Regions from separate parts of the Homo sapiens genome. Here region 2 is linked to region 1. The links are chromatin loops, found by intact Hi-C in ENCODE. Cell type or tissue: OCI-LY7. All regions are shown on one strand.

Region 1 (8,000 bases):
ATCAGTTGTATTATAATAGATGAAGCACTGATGGGGGGATGTTGATCACAGAAGAGGCTATTCATGTGTAGGGGCAAGGGCTATATGGAAAAGCTATGTACTTCCTGTTCAATTTTCTGTGACCTTAAAACTGGTCTAAAAATAAAGTCTATATTTTTAGAAAGGATTAAAATTTTCAAAGATTTCCCAGTTTTAAGGAACCGGGCATTACCTGCAAATTGAAAAGTATGAATAATAAAAGCTTAGCTTTTCATACTACACTGGATCTCCCATCACAGGCAATCCCTATAGATTCTGTCTCTATCAGCCCCTCTTGTCCTTTCTGATATCTTAAAATATTAAAATTGGTCATGTTAAACCAAGTGACTTTCTTCCTTCTGTTCACAGGAGAGTTTGTTAGCTAATTTCTGATTTCTAAATTAACTTTTCCACAATATATTTAGAATATTTTATCCAATTACTGAAAAGAACACCAGGTAAAATACATTTGCACTCTCTAGGAGGCTCTACGCTCACCTTGCAATTAATGTCTCACCATATCACTGATGAATGCAGAAAACTGAGTATTTTGTTTTTTAAGGGAAAATCCATGCCAACTGAAATCATTTTAGAATAAAGTGAGACGCATAATTGCATCGTGGATAAGAGCAGGAATTTCTGCTCCATTCTTTATTTGCTACATCATCATCACCATGGGAAAGTACACCCATCCATTCATTTCTTTGTTTTTTGTTTTGTTTTTGTTTTGAAAAGGTCTTGCTCTTTTGCCCAGGCTGGAGGGCAGTGGTACTATCATGGCTCACTGCAGCCTCACATTCCTGGGCTCAAGCAATCCTCTTGCCTTAGGCACTGGAGTAGCAAGGAAGACAGGCATGAGCCACAACATGCAGCTAATTATTTTTTATACTTTTTTTTTTCTTTGTAGAGGGGGTGTTGCTGTTGCACAGACTGGTCTTGAACTCCTAGCCTCAAGTGATCATCCTGCCTTGGCCTCCCAAAGTACTGGAATTACAGGCATGAACCACTGAGCCTGGCCTTACATTTATCCTTTTTTTAAAAAAAATATTTTCTGAACACTTAATAGTCATTATAGCACAGTGATTAAGAGTATGGACTCTGAACTGGACTTTTGGGCCCAAGTCTGTTCTGCACCACTTATTACTGTGTGAGTCTGAGCAAGTGACTTATTATCTACTTACCTCCATTTTGTCACATGAGGATAAAAAAATTCTTTTCTTATAGGGTTGTTGTGAAGAATACATAGATACTATATATACATATATGACATATATGCATAGGTAGGTAGAGGCAAAGATAAATAGTACAATGATAGCATACGGTAAGTGCAATATAAGTGGCTGCCATGAGTGACCACTATGCACTTTTTGGTTTTTATTTTCCTTATAAAATGGGAGTACTAATATTACCTATCACAGAATATTGTTGTTTGTCATGTTTTAGAATAGTACGGTGCTTGCCAAATAGCAAGAGCCCAATGCATTTATACATCATCAATGTTATCGTAATGTTATATTTTATGTAAAAGCAATGGAAATAAGGAATTTCTAAATATGCTTAAAATGCTAAGGTTTCTCAGGTCCTGCCTGTAGCCTAGCTTATGAATAAAGTATGGCTTATTGCTGACAGTTGATAAAGAGAACTTAGGCATTTTAGCCACAGAATTTACTTTGCAAGGATGAAGGAGATTCAGCATCTTAATGTGTGTTTGGATGTAAGGGGTCTACTGTGGGATATTCTTTTTAGAATGTACTTCAAGTCTGAAAGTCACATATTGTCAAAAGATTTATCAAACTCTCTTCATTTGAAAATAAAAATAAACCAGAAAAGCATGGAATTCTCTTTGCAGAATCAAATATTTCTCACTTGTTCTCATGAGAATGGCTTCAAATGACCACTAATGCTCCTCCCTCTTGGGCTCCATTTCAGCTTCCCAAAGGGAGGGAATAGGAGGTGGTCAGGAAGGTGGTGAGCACCTCACATTGAGGACCTTATATCAAAGGGCAGACTGACTGCTCCCAGATCCGGAGCCTAATCTTCACTGTGGTGGGTGTGTCTGAGCTGAGATACCTGCTTCAGAGGAGACCTGGAACCTTACAGGTTCCTTTAAACTTCCTTTATGTATATATGTGTGCTCACTCATAGAGATGGTGGGAACTAGCCTGTAAAGGTAACTTGCTACATACCAGATATAATTCTAGACATCTTTCACATTGTTCTTGTTGCTGTTGCTTCGTTGTTGTCAGATATAAGTTATGGTATTTGATTCCCATAGCAAACCATGTGCAGACAAGGAGACTGAGTTTTAGACAGAAAACTCATGATAAAGTCAGAATTCAAACTCAGGGGTGTGTAAAAGACCAGGTGTTTCAGAGTTGCTCTAACAATTGGATGCTAATTCTGCATCAGCTATGTACTCTGTAACTTTGAGCAAATCACTCAACATCTGGGAACCTAAGTATCCTCTAGGGTCACTAAACAATGCTTGCTTTATTAGATATGGTTATTATGAATACCACGATCATAAATGAGTCTGTTGGATACTCTAATGGGACAACCACCTTTCACAAGTGTGGGTTGCAATTGTCCTGAATCAGGGTCTAAAGTTCCTGCTGCTCCATCAGTCACTGAAATTTGTCAAAAGTCTGTTACATGCTTCTGGGTCTTCTGCAACAGGATACAAAGCTTAAAAAACAAGGGAAAATAGGCTTTGGTCCATCATAATTTTCTTGTGTTTTACACCAGAAAACTGATGATTACCCATGTATGAATAAGGAGGTCAGTTTAACACAGGACCAAGGGAGGAAACCCCTTACGACTGATGCCTATATCACCAGCTCAGCTTCCCTGAAAATATATAACTATTGCCAGAGATCCACTATTTTGGTGTCCCACTGTCACTTAAGACCCCACAGCCCCTGATCATTTGTTTCAGATTTCCCTTTAACAACAGGTGCATGCAAAACTGAGAGATGGTTTTATTGCATCTTGATGACGTGACTGCAGCTGCTGGTATATAAATAAACTGGAGGCCACTTAGGGCATTTTTTGTCTAAGACCTACATAGGGGGAATGTCAGTTATTTTTTAGCTTTTTAAAAAGACTAGGAGACTGTGAGAACATCCTCTACTAGTGATTTCAGCATCTTGACAAACACTGAAAAACAGTAATTTCTTTGTAAATATAAAGTGACCATTAGAGGAGAAACAAACCAAATATAGGACATGCTAGTGTGGGTTTAATCATGGTAGTCAGTTTTTTTTGCAGGTGTGTGGATTTCACTCCAATAATGTGTTTCTTGATTTCCTTCCTTTTTACCTGCTAACTTTTGCATCATGTAACACCAAGAGATAACAATTAAGAGGTTGGTCCATTTGTAGGCAGAGGAAATCTTAAAACTTTCTAGTACAATAAACAAAATATTTATTATTTGCATTAAATGAGGTGAGAGAAGAAAAGACTTCACCTACAGAAAATTATTGTGTGTGTGCATTACCAAAGCTGTTTTCCTTTTTCTCAATAATGTGAATGTGTGTATTTCTCTCCCTTCCCTATTGCTGAAATTGTGAGGTTTAATTTGGTGGTGCAATCTCTACTCTGTAACTAATAGGAAAATTAGCTATGACTCTGAGGAGCTATTAAAGACTGGATATAACAATAGTGTATTACACTCTGCCACTATCCAGTCTTTGAGAATGGAAGGAAATGAATTTTAAGTAACTCTTTCAGTATCTCCTTTTCAATACATGTTTAATAGTACATGTCTTTTAATGAAAGAACACAGATGGTACAATGAAGTCTTAATTAGATTTCATATTAGGTGCAATTAGTTACTGTTGCAAATGTAAAATCTACAATAGAGCATTAAGAAATAACTTTAAGTCTATCAAGTCACTTCAATTTGTTAGGTCACTAGCCTTTGTGGATTGTAGTGTGCACGTAACAGCTCAAGATGACAGTGAAGTGAATTCATATTTAAAACATGTTATTGGTTAAAATTGTGTCTGATTTGCAGGTTCTGAAGCAGTTTTTCTCAAATTATATATATATGAAAATATGAATGCAGATAACAGTATTACCAACACTGATAGAAAACCTAATTCCAGATTTTAGAGAGAACGTATTCTAATAAAGAGGCCAGTTTAGCCGGATTAAAAATAAAAACACAGCTGCAGACATATCTGAAATACTTCTGATGAATAACTAGACTATACTTCATAAAAAATAGTTTTGGAGGTGGGTGGGTGGTGTTGCAAGAGTTAGAAAGAAAATTGGCATATCTCCCTCTATTTTGCCTTGACCAAATAATTTTAAATTTAATAATGAAAAATAACATGCCAAGCTATACCTCTCCTGCACATGTGCTGTTTTTCAAGATGTCTGAGCATTGTTTATTCTCTTTACCTCAATAGTGCCTCCCATTTCCACACCTTGTCCTTACTTTTTATTTTTTATTCATTGAAAGCAAGAATCAAAGAAAAAATAGGCTTAAGAGATACGGTAAAGATGGTCAGACAGGCATTGAATATTGATAGAATTTAGCTCCTACAATTAAAGCAGGAGAAAATGTCAAGAAGGACCTATTAGGGCATGCTGGGTACAGTGAAGGTCCATGTACTGTATCACCTCAGGGTAATAGAAAAATGGGAGCTAGAAACAGATGATTTCACATGAGGAGATCAGAAACAATGGAATAAAAAATATGGAATACATTTCCAATGACACATCAAGTCTAGCTGATGGTAGCAAGTGGAGCAGGATGTGCTTGCTGTGTTTTAAAAAGCTCTGCCCTTTCTTAGTAGGAAGAGTTGTGTGATAAAATACCAGTGTATATAATGGGAGAAGGGGAGTGATTTACTGTAAATTTCCATGTATTTAAAAATTACCTAAATATTCACTCATCTAATTTGATTTAATAAATAAAGGAATATACATTCTTATAACTGATAATTGATTTTATGTTTCAGCTTGACTGGGCCACGGGATGTCAAGATAGTTGGTCAAACATTATTCCTCGTATTTCTGTGAGAGTGTTTTTGGCTGAGATTAACATTAAAATTGGTGGATCTGAATAGAGAAGAATGCCCTTCATAACGTGAGTGGGCCTCATTCAATGAGTTGAAGGCTTGAATAGAATTTTTTTTTTTTTTTTTTTTTTTTTTTTTTTTTTTTTTTGAGACGGAGTCTTGCTGTGTCGCCCAGGCTGGAGTGCAGTGGCGCGATCTGGGCTCACTGCAAGCTCCGCCTCTCGGGTTCACACCATTCTCCTGCCTCAGCCTCCCGAGTAGCTGGGACTACAGGCGCCCGCCACCGCGCCCGGCTAATTTTTTTTTTTGTATTTTTAGTAGAGACGGGGTTTCACCGTGGTCTCGACCTCCTGACCTCGTGATCCGCCCGCCTCGGCTTCCCAAGGTGCTGGGATTACAGGCGTGAGCCACCGCGCCCGGCCTTGAATAGAATTTAATTACTGATCCTCCCTGAAGTAAGAGAGGATTCTCCAACTGACTGTCTTCAGACTTCATATATAACATGGGCTGTTTTTGCTTAAGGGACTTCAAGCTGGAACACTGGCACTGCCTGCGTCTCCCAAACCACTGGCCCACTCTGCAGATTTTGAACTTAGCAGACTCCATAATTAACTGAGGCAATTCCATAATATAAAGCTATATCTGTATCTATAAACACATGCTATTGGTTCTGCTTCTCTGGAGAACCCTGACCAATATGCACATTAATGAGAAACCCTATTATACTTAAAATCACATTGTGAAGAGTATTTAAGCTCAGAAAAGATTAATGTAAAGTAAAAAAGATGAAACTGATACTCTATATACAGCATTACTACATTATATAATATGTGTACCTACATATAAAGAATTGAAAATAATATAGAAAATATTAATAGTGGTCATCTGTGGGTGTTGGGATTCATTTCATTTTTTTCTTTTTAATTGTCCAGCTTTGTAAATTCTTTATAGTGAATATACCTTCCTTCTTAATTGGTAGGAAATATGTCATTATTTAACAAAAATATAATCAGTTTAAAAGACAGTTACCATAGTTAACATTTTGTTGCTTGCAATGAAGAATATTGCAGTTCCCATAAGAACAAAACCAAAGCATATGTCAAAGAACTGAAGTAACAATTTCTTTCAGCAGGTATGCTACCTGAACAGATGGTATTTAGGAAAGAAATCACTGTACCTTAATGTAAGGCGGAGATACAATTTTTCCAAAAGTTGACATTGAAAATAGATGACATTTGAGGGCATCCCATTCTTTTCCCCAAGAACAGTGTACTCTCTACATATTTGTAGATGTTCTTTTTAAAGAGACTTATTTCCAGGGGACCAGACATCCTCCATCTCCAGTTCTTGCTGCCATATAAAACATAAGACACTAAGAAAATCAGAGAAAAAAAATGTCATATTTCTTATTGTGGCCTTATTTACTGTTTTCATTAAAGATTAGTGAAACATAGTTTGGTGTGGAATAGACATTTCTCCCTGAGCCTGTTCTTCTTTTACTTTTTGTTTCCTATTTAATTAACATAATTTATGAAAATCTTTTTTTTTTTTTTTGAGACAGAGTCTAGCTCTGTCACCCAGGCTGGAGTGCAGTGGCACCATCTCAGCTCACTGCAACCTCTGCCTCCCAGGTTCAAGTGATTCTCCTGCCTCAGCCTCCTAAGTAGCTGGGATTACAGGCACCCACCACCACACCCAGCGAATTTTTGTATTTTTAATAGAGACAGGGTTTCATTGTGTTGGCCAGGCCGATCTTGAACTCCTGACCTTGTGATCCACCCGCCTTGGCCTCCCAAAGTGCTGGGATTACAAACGTGAGCCATCACACCCAGCCAATTTATGAAAATCTTAATGTTTGTATATGTATGTGCGTATATATACACATGTGTACACATTCACAAATACATGTATGTGCATATATACACACATCCGTATATACATGTTTCTGTGTACATATGTGTATACATGTATATGTCTTCTTTCACCATCTGCCCTTTCTTACCCATGGACTGTATGATTATGATTTTGTCCCCCTTACTTCTTAATCTCTGAATTAAGAAACTGAATGCTGGCGTTTGCTTTCAGAGATCCAGTGCAGACTTATAGATTGTTGAGTATTTTGTCTGCTTCTTCATGATTTGAAAAATAATGAACTAATGACCATTTTTCCCTCCTCCTCTTTTTCTTCCTCCTCCTTTTTCTTCTCACTTTTATACTTTGGATATCTGGTTTCTAGTAGCTGAATCACTTGATGACAAACATAAATTCCCAGCTATAAATTTGGGACAGCAATTAAAGCCTCACAAGGATATTGTGCAGTTACACAACTAGTAAAGTAAATCATTAGAAGAGTTTTTGGGATTGGAGCACCATTCAAGATATATATGTCCTCTTCTATTTTCTTCCATTTTTAATTGACTTTTTGTCTTTTTGTCTGTACCTTGTTTTTTTTTTTTTTTTTGCCGTTTTCTTTTTCACCTCCTTCATACATTCCACCTTCTTTCATTTTCTGTACTTTGCAGATTAGACAAAGGGTACAAAATGATCTGATCACTTACATGAACCAAAGTTGGCCTCCAGTTAATCATCCTGCATGAGCCACAGAAATGTCTCCTGTATAACAATAGCAATTGAAGGCTGAGATCCTTTAGTGAGCGAAGAAAAGCCTAGTTGGAGGAAGGTTAAAGGAGTGCAGGACTTTGGCCATCTAGGGTAAATACTGATGTTACTAACATTTCATATATGACCTTGGGTAAGTCTCCTAACATTTCTGTACCTCAGTTTCTTTATCTGTAAACTGGGAATAATAATAGTCAGTTTCTTATAGAGTAAATAGGAATTTTAAATGAGTGAACATAAGTGACTAAATAAAATGAAATTGCTGTTTCTGTGGGCCAAAACCTGATAAGCATTAGCAATTTCATAAGTTTTAGTTTAATACAAAATTCTCTTACA
Region 2 (8,000 bases), 170 kb before region 1:
TCTCACAAGGCATTATTAGTATCATAATTTTAAATATTTATGTGTGTGCATAGATAATTTGTGTAATTTGAATCTTGGCAATTTGCAAATGTAAAAACGGCAGATCCCAGGTATCTAAAATCCTGTGTGGTTCAAAACTATCCTCATATCCTGGTAGACTTCGTTTTCAGTTTTGGGAGCACTAGCTCTCTGCTGGCAACTCTGTGGCCTGACCACTCATATGGGGCTTGGGCATACTCCCAGATGCCAATTCCAGATTAGGCCATGATTGCTCTACACTTCAGAGACTCCAGCAGGAGCAAGGAGAAGATAGCATGCCAGCCAGTGGACTACATTGGCTATTTGCTCTACTGGCAATCCACTAGGCTCACCAAGATGCCACACTTAAGGTGATGCTGCAAAACTGAAAAGAAATGCTGCCCATCCAAATACTAAAAATGCTCTGTTTTTTAGGTTTCCATTTTATTTTAATTTATTAAAAAATATACACTTCCAAAAATTTACACTTCTATATTTAGGAATACTCTTCCCCCAAAATGGATAAGAACAAAGTCAGAGATGATACTTTACCATGAATAGTAGCAAGAAATTTCTGAGGGAGGGACATTGTGAATTTCCTGAGAGGGAAATTTGTGTTCTCACTTACTTTATGACTTTCTTCTTTCTTCTTCTTCTCCTTCTTCTTCTTCTTCTTCTTCTTCTTCTTCTTCTTCTTCTTCTTCTTCTTCTTCTTCTTCTTCTTCTTCTTCTTCTTCTTCTTTTCTTCTTCTCCTTCTCCTCCTCCTCCTCCTCCTCCTTCCTCTTCCTCTTCCTCTTCCTCTTCTTCTTCTTCTTCTTCTTCTTCTTCTTCTTCTTCTTCTTCTTCTTTGAGAATAAAAGTACTGCAGGTGATCTTCAAGACTTACTGACTTCCAAAGTGCAGTATTTTGGAGTGATACTGCATCAATACCATTGCAAAATTTCATTATAAATTAACTTGTCATGCATTATGATCCAATTTAAGACTAGATTACATTTCCTTTTAATTAACTAGAAGGACTCTTACATATCTTTTTCTCTTCTTTTAATCTAGCACCTCTTTCAAATATATTAAGAAGTGATTGAAGCTACAAATAGAGTCCAACTTCCAAGAGTCAATGCAAAAAGATTACTGCTTCTTTGAGAAGAATCTGAAAGTGACTTAACCCTCTCTCACATAAGTTATTTTAAAATGAGGAATATTGTACTAAAACATCTAGTAGAATGCTTGGAATTCAATAATAACTTGATGAATTAGTTATTTAATGAATTAATACATAAATTTAACTAGTCATGAGATTATGACACGTAATCACAATGCAAAATGACTGTGGTTTCATTCTTAAATTAGTTTACCATTATCATTATCACTACCACAAATCAGATTGCTAAATAAAACTAGTTTTGCTATGATACAGTTTGAGATTTTGAATAAAACTTAAGTTAAATGTTAATATAAATAGTATCAATTTAAAACAATTTAAATATACTTATTGGAGACTCACTCTGTGCCTGACAGTATTTTGATTAAAGAATGTAGGATAATAGGACTAGCCCTTAAAGAGTCACATTTTAGAGTGGAGGAAGCTGAGTCATAGATACATTAAGCATATCAAATATTTCACTCTAGGGGTGAGGCAGAGCCTAAATTCTGACAGATTGGTTCTGGGACTTCAATTTTATCCATACGCTTTTGAAATGAGTGAGGATAATAGTTACTACATGACTGGCAATAAATACTGAAGGCATGCCATAGTGATGCCAGTGGCAATTCAGGTGGGTAGAACCACAGGGGATAGTTGAGGTTGCATGTTTATTCTAACCTTTCCAAATCTCAAAAAAACCTGTTTAATTTTATATTTGGAAAAAGTAAACATAAAGACTGAGAAGAGATAGAAAATAATGAATTAATTTGGATGCCTGTTTGCAGTGTTAATCACACTGTAAAGCATGTTTGTGGTTGAAATATAATTACCCATTTAATCAAAAAATAGAAAAGTAAAGATAATGGAAAAATTGTTAATAAAGCTAAAATTAAGAAGAAGTACATTTAATAAAATGTGCAATAAAAGGAATTTAGTCTATAAAAATGTATGTTTGAAATTAATGTCAAAGACAAACTAAAATAAAAACCCTACACCTACACACAACCAAATAATTTAACAAAAATTTTAAAACTAGTTGAATAATGCCAAAAGAATGTCAAGATTAATTAAATAGACATTTAAATTATCATAAAATATGTTTTGTGCTTGGAATAAATGTCAAAATCAAAACAACTCAAAATCACTGAAAACAAAGTCAAGAATAATTTTGCAATATGACTTGGGCTAAAATTTCTTAAGAATTCAGGGATATTTTTGTGTGGAGCCACTGATTGGAATATTTTGTTCTAAGCTTGCTTCCCTCTACAAGAAACCAGTAAAAAATTTTCAGAAAAAAATAGCAGTTTGTGGGAATACCCTATAACTCCATTTAAAGAAATTAAATTCCCTTCTGCTTGGTAGGTTTAGATTCAGGGAAGGGTGTATAAGTGACAACATCGGTATTCATTTGTATCATTCTCAGTATATACTATTTATTAATCTCCTTGACTGAGTATCCCCCAAGTAGGTTTGCCACTTTTAATCAGCTCCTACTTCCAACCACTATTCTTTGAACCGTAAGGTTGGAGTTGAGGTTCTGAGGATATGGGCACAGCCCAGTTGAGCCATCATACAGTGAGCAATGATCTGGGTGTTTTAGAAACCACAACAATGCACACATTCTATCACGTTTCCTTTAAAAAACCATTAATGAGCAGGATACATTTTACTGCCTTCCACATATTGTGCATACACTAACTAAATACCTTGATGAGAACAAGCATTACAACGATGACTGGAGTACAGCCCTGCCCTCTAGGAGACTCCAGGGGGAAGTTGTATTAACTTTTTACAAAATGGAATAGGGTTCATTAAGTAGCTCTTCATCTGCAGCTGTGCTTTTGAAAATGAGGATGGTTTCATGAACAAATGCAATATTTACCCAGAGGATTCTTTTCTTGTTTCTCAAATATAGGAAATGACTAAATCCTGAATGTTTGATATAACCTCTTACCTCCAAATGAATGTTTTCACTATACAAAACAACTCAGTGTTAAAGTCATTTGAAAAGACCTATTAACTACTTCAATGTAGAACTAGATACATGGATGTATGTGTGTGGTATCTAAGTACACATTTTGATTCTGCAGATATTTTTAGAGTGTCCATGTATAGCACTTTGCTCAGAACTTTCCACTTACTTTAAATTTTTACTTCAAAAACAAGCTCTCATAATTTCATGAGAGTTTTATGATCTTGTTATCATATTAAAAAAAGCTTAGGCCGCTTATGATCTTGTTATCATATTAAAAAAAAAAGCTTAGGCCAAGGGCAATGCTGTTGTCCTTTATATTTATCTACATAAAGGCCACATAAAGCCTAAGACTCTGTTCTTCTTCTAGTCCTGTATTCTTTCCAAGTTGCTTTTGTGCATATGTAGACAGACATAAATATAAACCAAGACACACTTATATTAAACTCATGTATTCTGAGTTAGGGTGGTCCACTCAGCTTTTAACTTTTAAAATCATTCCTTTAAGATCTGCAAATTCATTGGCCTCCAAAGGAGCGAAAAGTTTGTTTCTTTCAGTGACCTAACATTTTTCATGTAATTCGAATGTTGGAGAAGTCTCACTTGAATTAGGTTACACACACACAAAATAGCAGGTGGGCTAAGTCACTCAGAGTATGCAAGTGACACTCCTCTGAAGCCCCTCCCTGAATGCCAGATCAGGCCACATAGCAGCCTGGAGTCGGTTCCAGCTCAGAGAACAGAGCAGCAGCTGCTGGGAGTTGGCAGCAGACCAAGTCTCAGCTGTATTCTTGGCCTTCTGCCTCCTCCAGGCACTTACCAGGGGCGCATGACCAAGGAAACAGCTGAGCCCCCACCTCAAAGAGGAAACGCAACCGCCACAGCCCCCGCCGCCACCTGCTCCGGAGCCAAACAACCAACAAATTCCTGCTCAATTCGAAGGGATAAAGCGGACTGCTGATTCACTCCTAGGAACGCCCGGGCTGTTTCCACTGAGGATAGAGGCATAGCTTAACAGGAATGGGACGTCATCGTGAACGCTCTGGCAGAGCCACCTGGGGACTTGAAGTTGCAGGGTATCAGAAATGATAGAATAGCAGTTACCAGAGTCTAGGGATCGTGGGAGGGATGATGGAGAGAGTCTGGTCAACAGGTACAAAGTTACACTCAGGAGGAAAAAGTTCTGTTCTAGAAATTGCTCTATAGGGTAACTACAGTTAACAATATTGTATTGCATATTTCCAAATAGCGAGAAGAGAGGATTTTTAATGTTCTCACCACAAAGAAATGACAAATATTTGAGGTGATGGATATGCTAATTACTCTGATTCGATCATTACACAATGAATACATGTGTTGAAATACCACATTATACCCCATAAATATGTACGTGTCAATTAAAAACAAAATCAAACTTTAAAAAATAGTTTAGGTGTTCAAGTCACAGGGTTCTATTAAGATTTCAAACATTGCTTTAGATATTGTCTGCAAGCTTTTTTGAAGATACTCCTTTCTTAAACAGAAATTTTGATTTTCGCTTTATAGTGGGCTGAAAATTTGCCAAGAACACGGACGACTGGACAGTTCACTTTCATTTGCAACAATTTCCAAGAGGACCCTCGGTTACACAGCATAATTACAAAACTAAAGCAAACATGTTAAATGCCCTGCACCTTTTTTGAGATGCCAAGTATGGCCTTCTTGGGTGCCATGAAGCATTAAGATAGCCTCAGGCATCAGCACACATTCCAGGTCCAAATCCAATTCCCACGGCCCAGCAGGCAAGCTGGGACAGTGGAAATGCGAGTATATGGCCCAGCATTACTCCGGAGGACTGTGGGGGTGAGCGTGCCACTTCCCAGAACCGTGGCTCTGACAGCTTCAACTGCACTCACGTCAGTGCTATTAAGAGATGTTCCTACCTTCAAACATTGTGAAATCTCACCCCGCTCCGAGGACACATCCCTCCAGATCTGTCTCCGATCAACACGGGAGGCTGTGCTTTGTGCTATTAAAAATTTCTCTGGAACAAGAAGGGCAAAATGCTGATGCTTCATGATGCATACATGGGGGTTTGTTACACAATTATCTCCATTTTGTGCACATTTAAAAAATTTCCATAATAAAAAGTTCAAAGTATAAAAATTTGTCTGGGGATTAAATCATTGTCAGATGCAAGAACTATGCGCCCAGACTGGGCTTCAGTCCAGGTGGGAGAGACTCTGATTTGTAGGTGATTGATTGTTATTTCCAAGGAGAATGTTAGGGGTTTAAAAACCGTATAGATCACAGCTTTTTTGAAAAAACTGACCCAAATCCAGTGAAGCCTTTTCTCCCTAGCAGCAATACACAATTTTTATTCAATTCTGGGGTAAGCATTTAGATACGTCTGCTCTAGGCATCATGAAGTTTCTGTTGTTATTTTTTTTTAATTTGTACAAATTTATAGGGTACATGAGAAATGCTACAACATGCATACAATACATAGTGATAAAGTCAGAGTATTTAGGGTGTCCATCGCCTGAGTACAGTATCTTTTTGTTAAATATAGTCACCCTACTCTGTTATCAAACATTGAATCTATTCCTTCTATCTTGCTGTATGTTTGTACCCTTTAATCAACTTCTCTTCATCCTTTCTTCCCTATGCCACTCACCCTTCCCAGCCTCTGTTATCTATCTTTTTACTCTCTGTCTCCATGTGATCAAAATTTTTAGCTCCCAGATACAAGTGAGAATATGCAATCTTTGTTAATTTTTTTTACCCTTCTGGTAGATTTCACTTGGTGGGCACAATTCTCCCTTCAAGGTCTTGTTGCCTCTTGTTGAACTGTCTCTGCTGCAGAGAGCTGCACTACCTCAAGCACACTCTTTCCTAGAATAATCCATATCCAATAATTCAATAAATGATCAAGAGGGTACTAGAAGCCCTGAGATCTCAACCCTTTGTGGGACTCTCTGAAGGTCATTCCAGTGGCAGAGCTTTCTGCAGGATCAGCAGAGGCTGTCCTCATCCTCTGGCCTGAACTGCAGCTCACCTTCTCTCTCTGCCCAGTCCTGCTCCCCTCCCTGTCCCTCTGTGGGGTTGGTCCCAAGAACTCTCCTTAGTAAACATCCTGCACACTTAACTCTATCTCAGAGTATGCTTTCCAGAAACCTACCTGCAACATCACAGGACATCCTTTCAGAAGGGTTGAAAATGCTTTGCAGTAGTGATAAAACCCAGGTTAACAATCACCATTTTGCTTTAAGCCATTGTTAGCTCCTCTTAATCACCTCTCTAATACCTGGCACCTCATCACTGCTCCAAATCTTGCAATATTTATAAAAGTATTAAAACTACATACAGTACGCACATGTATGCCAATTGGTACTGCTAAGTTGGTTTATATGGGACCACATATTTAATGCTTAAAAATAAACCACACACACTATGATTCTTTCCAATGGTGTGAATTATCTTCTACACCTGAAATCTCATCCTATTTTGACCTTTAACTCTCAGAGGCCACTATAATGCTACATAATTCTCTAATCTCAAATCCAAAGTATGTCTACTTGTGAACACCTCCGAAAATTATATCCTCAAACTTAATTTTAAAATCACCAATAGCTAACACCAGGCCTGACACATAATAGGCATTCAAGATACTATGATTACAAATTAGTTAGTGCCCATGAAGTGTTTCAAAACTTTTACAAAGTATCTCATTTATTACCTCACAACCAGAAACAGGTATGTCACTGTCTCCTTTATACACATGGAACAACTAAAATTCAGTAAGGTCAAGGAACTTGCCCAAGGTAACACAATAAATACAAAGGCATCCACTGTGCCTCATTCTCTCTCCAGGAAATATGTATTATTGTTGCCTACAAAAGTACTCTTTTGAGAGATGAGGCAGGACATAAAAAGGTCAATGAGAATTGAATACTGTTGATTTTTTGAATTTTATAGCCGGTCATAAGAAATTTATAAGTGTTCTGATTTCTTTATGCTGTATTTATTTTCAAGTTTCTATACTCCATGCAGAGAATGTATACTAGCAGTTCAAAGATTCTAATAAAGGAGCTGCCTAAATAATTATAGCAGCAACTAACACTTACAGCATGTTTCTATGTGCTGAGCAGTATTCCATGACTTTTACTGGTAAAGACTGACAGAGTCACTTTATCTCTTTTCCTCTTTTTGTCCCATTGTTTGCCATTTCTCCTTGTGGATATGCCTGGAGGAGGTGAAGTTTTAACAGCACAAATTCACCATTCTCACGATATAGCTCAATAACTGATTTTCATACTATGACAATGAATCAATGAGAGAATATTAAATTATATTCTGTATTTGATGTTTTACAAGGCTGAGATTTGTATTTAAATTGGTCAAAGTAAAGCACTCGCTCTCCTGGAGGGTCCAGTTTCAATTGTACAGGTAATCCATGTGTATGTGATCATGTGTGTAATTAGGCCTTGTTATGCCAGTGAAGTTGATAAACTATTATTTACCCAGCTCCTACTAGGTGTAAAAAAGTCTGCTAAAAATTGTGAGATGCAAAGATAGATTTAGCCCTGTACCTGCCTTTAAGAAATTTATAATCTGCTAAAAACAAGGAGTTACTCAATTTAGCTTTCCAACTACATATTTTCTTTGTTTTTCAGTAAGTATGCTAAGCAGTGACTTCCAAATGAGTCATTATAGGATTGTTCACTAATTTTCAAGATAAAGGGTTAAATTAGACTAATTCATTATTTAGGGAAAAAAACCCACAACTATCTCCCATCCAGTAAGATAAAGAGAGTAGTACCCCACAAAAAAGAATAGAAGCATTTACTCAAAATCCTCAGTCAAAAGTTAGTCATTCTCCTTAC

Evidence for each region. A loop is a pair of places that touch in the nucleus more often than their neighbours do. Peaks named below come from ENCODE experiments on the same cell type or tissue, not always from the same donor. Only the 100,000 strongest peaks of a DNase experiment are listed, where the experiment ranks them.
Region 2: it touches region 1 in a loop (4-fold over the local background); 4 of 110 quality-filtered maps call a loop at or near these places.

The regions. Positions count from the first base shown.
Region 1 is chr3:35,488,044-35,496,043 of GRCh38, reverse strand. No RefSeq gene overlaps it. Among named protein-coding and RNA genes, the nearest start is that of ARPP21, 150 kb to the left of the region's middle. In OCI-LY7, no CTCF peak of the experiment used is centred here; a DNase peak (open chromatin) is centred at 3,013; H3K4me3 peaks cover 1,669 bases; H3K27ac peaks cover 2,738 bases.
Region 2 is chr3:35,660,709-35,668,708 of GRCh38, reverse strand. The region is part of intron 1 of ARPP21 (cAMP regulated phosphoprotein 21); the gene reads right to left. Among named protein-coding and RNA genes, the nearest start is that of ARPP21-AS1, 13 kb to the right of the region's middle. In OCI-LY7, a CTCF peak has its summit at 3,052; a DNase peak (open chromatin) is centred at 3,878; H3K4me3 peaks cover 2,193 bases; H3K27ac peaks cover 3,096 bases.